Regions from separate parts of the Mus musculus genome. Here region 2 is linked to region 1. A link is a contact called in ENCODE Hi-C data. All regions are on one chromosome and are shown on one strand. The core of a region is the stretch at or near the end of the contact, and the rest is flanking DNA. Distances in the headings are between cores, read along the strand shown. Region 1 overlaps Mrap (melanocortin 2 receptor accessory protein). Region 2 holds the start of Urb1 (URB1 ribosome biogenesis 1 homolog (S. cerevisiae)).

Region 1 (2,877 bases), core at 284-2,783:
TGCAGGGGCTTGTGTCTTTATCAAAGTATAGCAACCCCCCCCCCCCGCCCCGTGTGTGTGTGTGTGTGTGTGTGTGTGTGTGTGTGTGTGTGTGTGTGTAGTATAGTGTGCAAGCACACATATGCTAGTGGACATCTTTCCTCAATCCCTTGCCACTTAACTTTATTAAGACAGGGTGACTCATTAAACCTGAAGCCCAGGAGCTCATCAACTGCTGACCGGCCGGTGATCTCTGGGGGTCCCCTTGTTTCACTCCTAGCTCCCAGCAGTAGGGTTACAGATGAGCACCTACATTTTCCATGCGAGCCTGGGATCTGACCGCAAGTCCTCATGCATGCACAGTAGGCTCTTTACCAAAGGAATCGCCTCCTCTGTCCTAAGCCTCAGTTTTGATGTTAACTGTTAGGGTCCGAGGTCCACTTCTGCAAATCTTCTGATTGTCTACCTGTCTGGGTCATAGGAAACAGAGATAGCATTTTCTTTTCAAATATGGCCAACGATATATGTTCACAGATTGAAATTACTTGAAAAAAAATCAGATATGTACTAAAAATAGACAGACTCTTCTCTCGCGCTTATTCCCTACAGAACACAGCAGCTGTCTGTATGCACCCATGTTAAACTGGGTCCCGAGAATCACCTGGAGATGACTGACGGTCGTGGCAGCATTGTGGGGGCTCTATGGGTGTACCATGGGCTTCCATAGTGGACATAAGCATCTGAGGATGTGGTACCCACTCGCTAGCACTCCTCACCTTGGAATGGCTGGGAGCCCTAAGAGCAGGGGTGCCAATACATATGCCCAGAGCCCCATTTCCATCCACTTAGATAACTTACACATCTCTCATATGATGATTTCTGTGGATGGTTGCTCATCTGTCTGTAGAGTATTCACAAAGAACCTTTTGTTTTGATGCAGTGTGAGACCGTCTTTTGTGCTAGCTCTCAACATCTGTGTAGCAATTCACACTAACAGAAGGCTGCACTGCAGGGCTCTGTGCTTAGTAAGTACTCACTGGGTTACTATTCCCCAACAGTCTCTTTTGGCCACACATTGAGGGGTATCTAGACTCTCCCAGCTTGGACACGTTGTCTTGAGGTTACCTTGTCATTCTCACAGACATAGGTAACCACCCCCTAACCCCCATATTATGAACATTCCCCAGCCACCTGCCAAATGCTCCTAACCTGGAGCCTTCTGACCTGCCAGGCTCTCCACAGGGACAGAGGAGACTAAGCCTATTTTCTGGTTTCCTCTTGCCCTGAGCCATACATACGGTCACAGTGCGGTGCTGGGTACAACAGTGACTGTTGCTTCTCTACCTGAGTCACTAGCTAGTTCCACTCCACGGAACCAGGTGCCAGCCTACTTCTCCACAGTGGTAAGGCTCTTAATCTCTAACAGGCCCTGGGAAGTTCTTCTAGGTTTTGGGAATGGGGTCCCTGATGCTGTCCCTCCTGGGGCCTGTCACCAAGGCTCAGCAAGAGTCTTGTTACACAACAAGAAAAGGAAGTTGCAACGTCACCGCTAAGGATTCTTCTTCTTCCAAGCAGCAGTGGCTGCTGGAGAAAGCTTGTGCGGAGCCCAAGATAACACTCAGTTTGCCATCAGCCAAGGAGAAGCTGCACGTACACTTCTCTTTCCTCCCCAGGCTGTTACTGGAAACCTTCCCAGTGCTAACAGCTAGCAGAGACACCATTTCCACACAGTCACTGGCTCTGGGATGCACTGTCTCCTGACTTCTGGCTGAGGACCATTCGGCTGCCTGGTGGACTCAGCTGATTCTGTCCCTTCCTGCAGATTCCATTGTCATCGCCCTGTGGTTGAGCCTGGCTACCTTCGTGGTGCTCCTCTTTCTCATCCTGCTCTACATGTCCTGGTCGGGCTCCCCACAGATGAGGTAAGTAGGAAGGCAGGCCTTGGGACAAATGCAGATGTTGACCGGTAGTATTGTAGGGCATCCACAGGACCTGCACTCGTTCATGCTAGCGTGAACGAGCAGATAATGGCCTCACAGTGACAATCAGTACATACAGAAGTGGTTCCACAAGTTTATGTGAGTACAGCCTGTGATGTCTGCACAGAGACCACCTAGAGACCCACTTAGCATGTCCTAACCAGTAGACCATTCATGATTCTCCCTTGGAAACATCCGGCTGAGTGCAAGAAGACAAACATAAAACCATATTGCCTCATTCCCTTCATGTGAAATATCTACAACAGGCAAAGCCAGAGACAGAGGGGAGACCGGTAGTCACCTCGGGCTTGGAGGATGGTAGATCAAAGGAAGAAACTGATAATGAGGTTTTCTTGGGAATGGTGTCATTATTTTAAAATTAGCGTGGTGACAGATGTATACTGATATTAAGGAGCCCTGCCAGGAGCCAGTTAAATGTTGTTGGTGGGCTCACAAGAAATACAGGTCCCGAGCTAAGGTGTCTCTGGTCACTCTCTTGGTCAATCCCTGCTGCTTAAGTGAGAGGTGAACTTTGGAAGCTCCAAGCGCTAAGGCTAGTTCGCTGTATGGAGATTCTCTGGTGCTGGGTAACTGGCCTTCTAGATCAGTCTACCTTGTAACTGCTGCCCCAGCCTTTGAAATGCAGAAGCAGGGAGAGCTCTGTGAGTTTGAGGTCTACATGGAGCTCTAGATAGGAGTGTGTGCACGCACGTGCACTCCTGTGTTTGAGTGTACGTATTTGTAGTGGGGAAGTACACACACACACACACACACACACACACACCTGAAGAGATGGCGCAGTAATTAAGGACGCTTGCTGTTCCTCCAGAGGACCCAAGTTGGGTTCCCAGTTTACAACTGCCTGATACCCAACTGCAGGGGATCTCCTATCCTCCTCTGGACTGGGTGTCATACACTT
Region 2 (3,126 bases), core at 438-2,937, 63 kb after region 1:
TAGCCTTTGCCACTGAATCCCAAAGCTCCTCTCCACCACACAAAGGGAACAGCAAGAGCAACCTAAAAATCCCCAACACACACCCACCAATCCAATCCTTGAGAGCATTCCCATGACAGGAACTCAATGTGTACCAAGGAGGGAAAGGGAGAGAAAAATCCTGACATTATAGTCAAATAAAAATCTCCAAACTCCCACATTCACCCACTGACTTCAGCTTCGCAACGTCTTTCAATCACTTCATTAGTCATGTACCTGCCAACCTAGCTGTCCCCTGAAATGTAGACAGAAGCCTTTCAGGAACCGAGCTGGCGCTTTTCTTCTGCCAGGAAGGCTCCTTTCCCTATACAATTCTACAACTCATGAAAAACCTGCTTCCTTGGGGAAGCCTTCTTTGATTTCACAGATCAAGGTCCCAGGCCCATTAGGCACAATGGATAGCTGGCTCCTTCTGGAAGACCCGTGACTATGTGACTTTGCTGGTCACCTGCTTTCCCAAACTATCAGATTTGCAATGGCAAGACCTGTGCCAGGGTTTTATTCGCCCATTACATCTCTACCTAACAAACAGCAACTGCAATTAAATATCGAATAAGTGTGTGGGGCGCTAAATTCTGTGCTAGCAAAGGTGTCATCTTCTAAGCAAACGACCAAGGCGAGGCACCAAACGTTTAAAAATAAAAATTGTAAGAAAAACATTAGCTGAGAATACTTTTTGAGTCAGGGTCTCACTATATAGTGTTTACCGAGTCCCCTGGCTTGAGTTAGCCCAGGGCAGTTCAGGGAGACGGACAGCTTACTCTTCTTTGGACTGGCAGCAGCAGCAGCAGTCAGGAGTGCTCTGCCAACATGACACTGTCAGGATGGCACCAATTCTATCCTTAATCTTCAAATATTTCTAATGTTGGAAGTCAAGGTGTACTTGGTCTGGCACTTTCTAAGAAGATAAGGCTGGCCTTCAACTGACAGAAATCCTCTTGCCTCTTCCTCCCTCTAAAGTGCTGAATTAAAGGCACGAACCATCAAGCCCTGCGATAGTTTATTAACTTTGTAGTTTTGTTAACCTAAGAGAAATATTTCGCTGTCTTGTTTTTACCACCGCGTTGACGTCTGAACATGGTAACATGTTCAACTGTGGTTCTCCTCACAACCAATGTACTCCTTGCACGATTAGAAGTCGTTGTGAAGTGGTGTCACACTCTGCAGCGAGTGAAATTAAATTACAGAATCTGGCCCCTCTCGGTTACCGGTCCGGACAATCCTAGTCACTCGATTTAGTTGTAGGTCCTTATGGAACTTGTTACACGTGACATCCCGCCATTATCAGGGTTGACAGTTGGTTACTATGGGAACGGCTACTGACAGCCCAAGCAAGCTATCTCACTGAACTATTCTTGACTAACTCCGAGCCGGGCTCCGAGGCGCCGCTGTGCCGGCTACTGCCCCGAAGCTGAGGAGTCCGCTCCCACTCACCCGGTCCTGGGCCCTGCGCATCCTTCAGCAGGGTCTTGAACCGCACGCCCGTGAACTCCTCCGCTCGCGTTCGCTTGACTGTGCCAGCGGGGGACGCCGCGCTGCTGGGACCCTCTGACGCCTTCCTCTTGGGGACCCCCATGGCCCAAACCACCGGGCCAGCAAAACGGCACCCTCGGAAAACCCACGCGACCGGAAGCACCGGCGGCAAGGAAGGGGCGGGACTGGAAGGAAAGGCGGAGCCTATGAGGGGAAGCCGGTAAAAGAGCCGGTCTTCGGGTGAGAAAGGGCGGAAGGGGCGGGGCCTGCTGAAGGGGGCGTGGAGAAGGTAGAACACCTGGGGGCGGGGCCTTCTGGGGCGTGTCTCTGGGTGGTGTGGGCGTGGCTTGGTGCTTGGGTGGGGCCTGTAGGGCCTGGGATTTCCCCAAGGGTTCTCTGGCTGTGCTCTGCCTGCAAAGAAAAATCACATACCCGCCCTTAGCTGCAACAATCTGGGGCAGATGGATCAAAATGCTTCCCCTGCTCCCGCAACTCCCTGAGCAGGAAGAACTCCCAGACCCACAAAGAGCAGCACAAAGAGCTCAGATATTTAAAAATCTCTGAGCATTTTAATGATATCCTTTGAACAACTTCATGAGATTGATACTTCCTCAGTTCAAGCCCCCTGCGTGTAAGTGTAAGCCGGGTGAATTCCCGAGGGCTTGACATCAGGTGGACTTACCTCTGAAAAGCCCTAGCTTGGGAATGTGGTCCAGAGTGTCCGTAACCCTGAATCCCCAGTTTTTGTCACAACCCTAGCCAGAAGGCCTAGGCTGGTTAGATGTCATTTCAAGTAACCTCCATCCACGCTTGCTTCCCCCAAACCTTGATGCACTCCTTCTGTGGTGCTGAAGGCCAGGGGCGATCAAAGAAAGCAAGCATTTAAGAAAACCTCCTTGGACAGTGCCCGCATCTCAGCACCCTCGTTAAAAAGGAGACAACAAAGCCGGCTCTCCCCAGTCCTGGGCTGGAGAACGGCAAGTAATGTAATGTTTAAAGAACTGCTTTAAGGGGACAGAGAGTACGATACAGTTTTTATTTGTTGTAAGCTGTTGATTTACAGGCTGCATTCAATGCTCTGGCAAAAATGTGGGAAAGTAAAAACAGTCAGTTGCATAATTAAAAAAAACAGATCTTATCAATATCTTGGTATGTATTTAAAATTCCAAACTAGCCTGTTAGTTGGGAAATCGATGGTTTCTGAAATTCTCTGTCATATTCTTCTAGTCTAATAAGGCACACTTTTGGAAGCAAGTATCTTTTAAGCATCTAAGAATGTGGTCCCTGTCACTCCTATGATTTTAGAGTCCCTAAGAGAAAAACAAACAAACAAACAACAACAACAACACTTGCCTTTGACTTTGAGCCTGTAGCCTACAGAAACAACTGCATCTGTGGGAATCCCTAGGTCCCGGGCCTGTCAGAAAAATGAAGATGACTAAAACCATGAATAATTTTGAGAGAAGAGGCTGAAGACCGACTTGTGACCAATTGCCCATGTTGACACTCACCAGGACCCAAACAAAAGGCAGCAAGAAGAAGGAAGAAACAGTCTAAAGCCTTGAGTTTAGCTTATGTGATGTTGGGGGAAATTATCATCTCTCTGTACTAGTG

Evidence for each region. Hi-C counts contacts between places; a loop is a spot of excess contacts on that map.
Region 2: a map of T-helper 1 cell shows a loop between it and region 1 (2.6-fold over the local background). The contact joins the promoter of Urb1 here to the enhancer-like site in region 1. A Hi-C loop is called at or near these places in 4 of 37 maps with a recorded cell type or tissue (T-helper 1 cell, T-helper 2 cell, adrenal gland and 1 more).

What each region holds. Positions count from the first base shown.
Region 1 is chr16:90,745,723-90,748,599 of GRCm38, forward strand. Mrap (melanocortin 2 receptor accessory protein) reads left to right here. Exons shown (of 3, transcript NM_029844.4): 2 at 1,802-1,901. Among named protein-coding and RNA genes, the nearest start is that of Mrap, 9.0 kb to the left of the region's middle. Within about 2 kb of position 1,534, at least 1 of the 3 ENCODE cell types and tissues checked has a DNase peak (open chromatin) inside an H3K27ac peak, as active enhancers do.
Region 2 is chr16:90,808,726-90,811,851 of GRCm38, forward strand. It overlaps Urb1 (URB1 ribosome biogenesis 1 homolog (S. cerevisiae)), which reads right to left and starts at 1,688. Exons shown (of 39, transcript NM_029497.1): 1 at 1,474-1,688. The coding sequence starts at 1,615.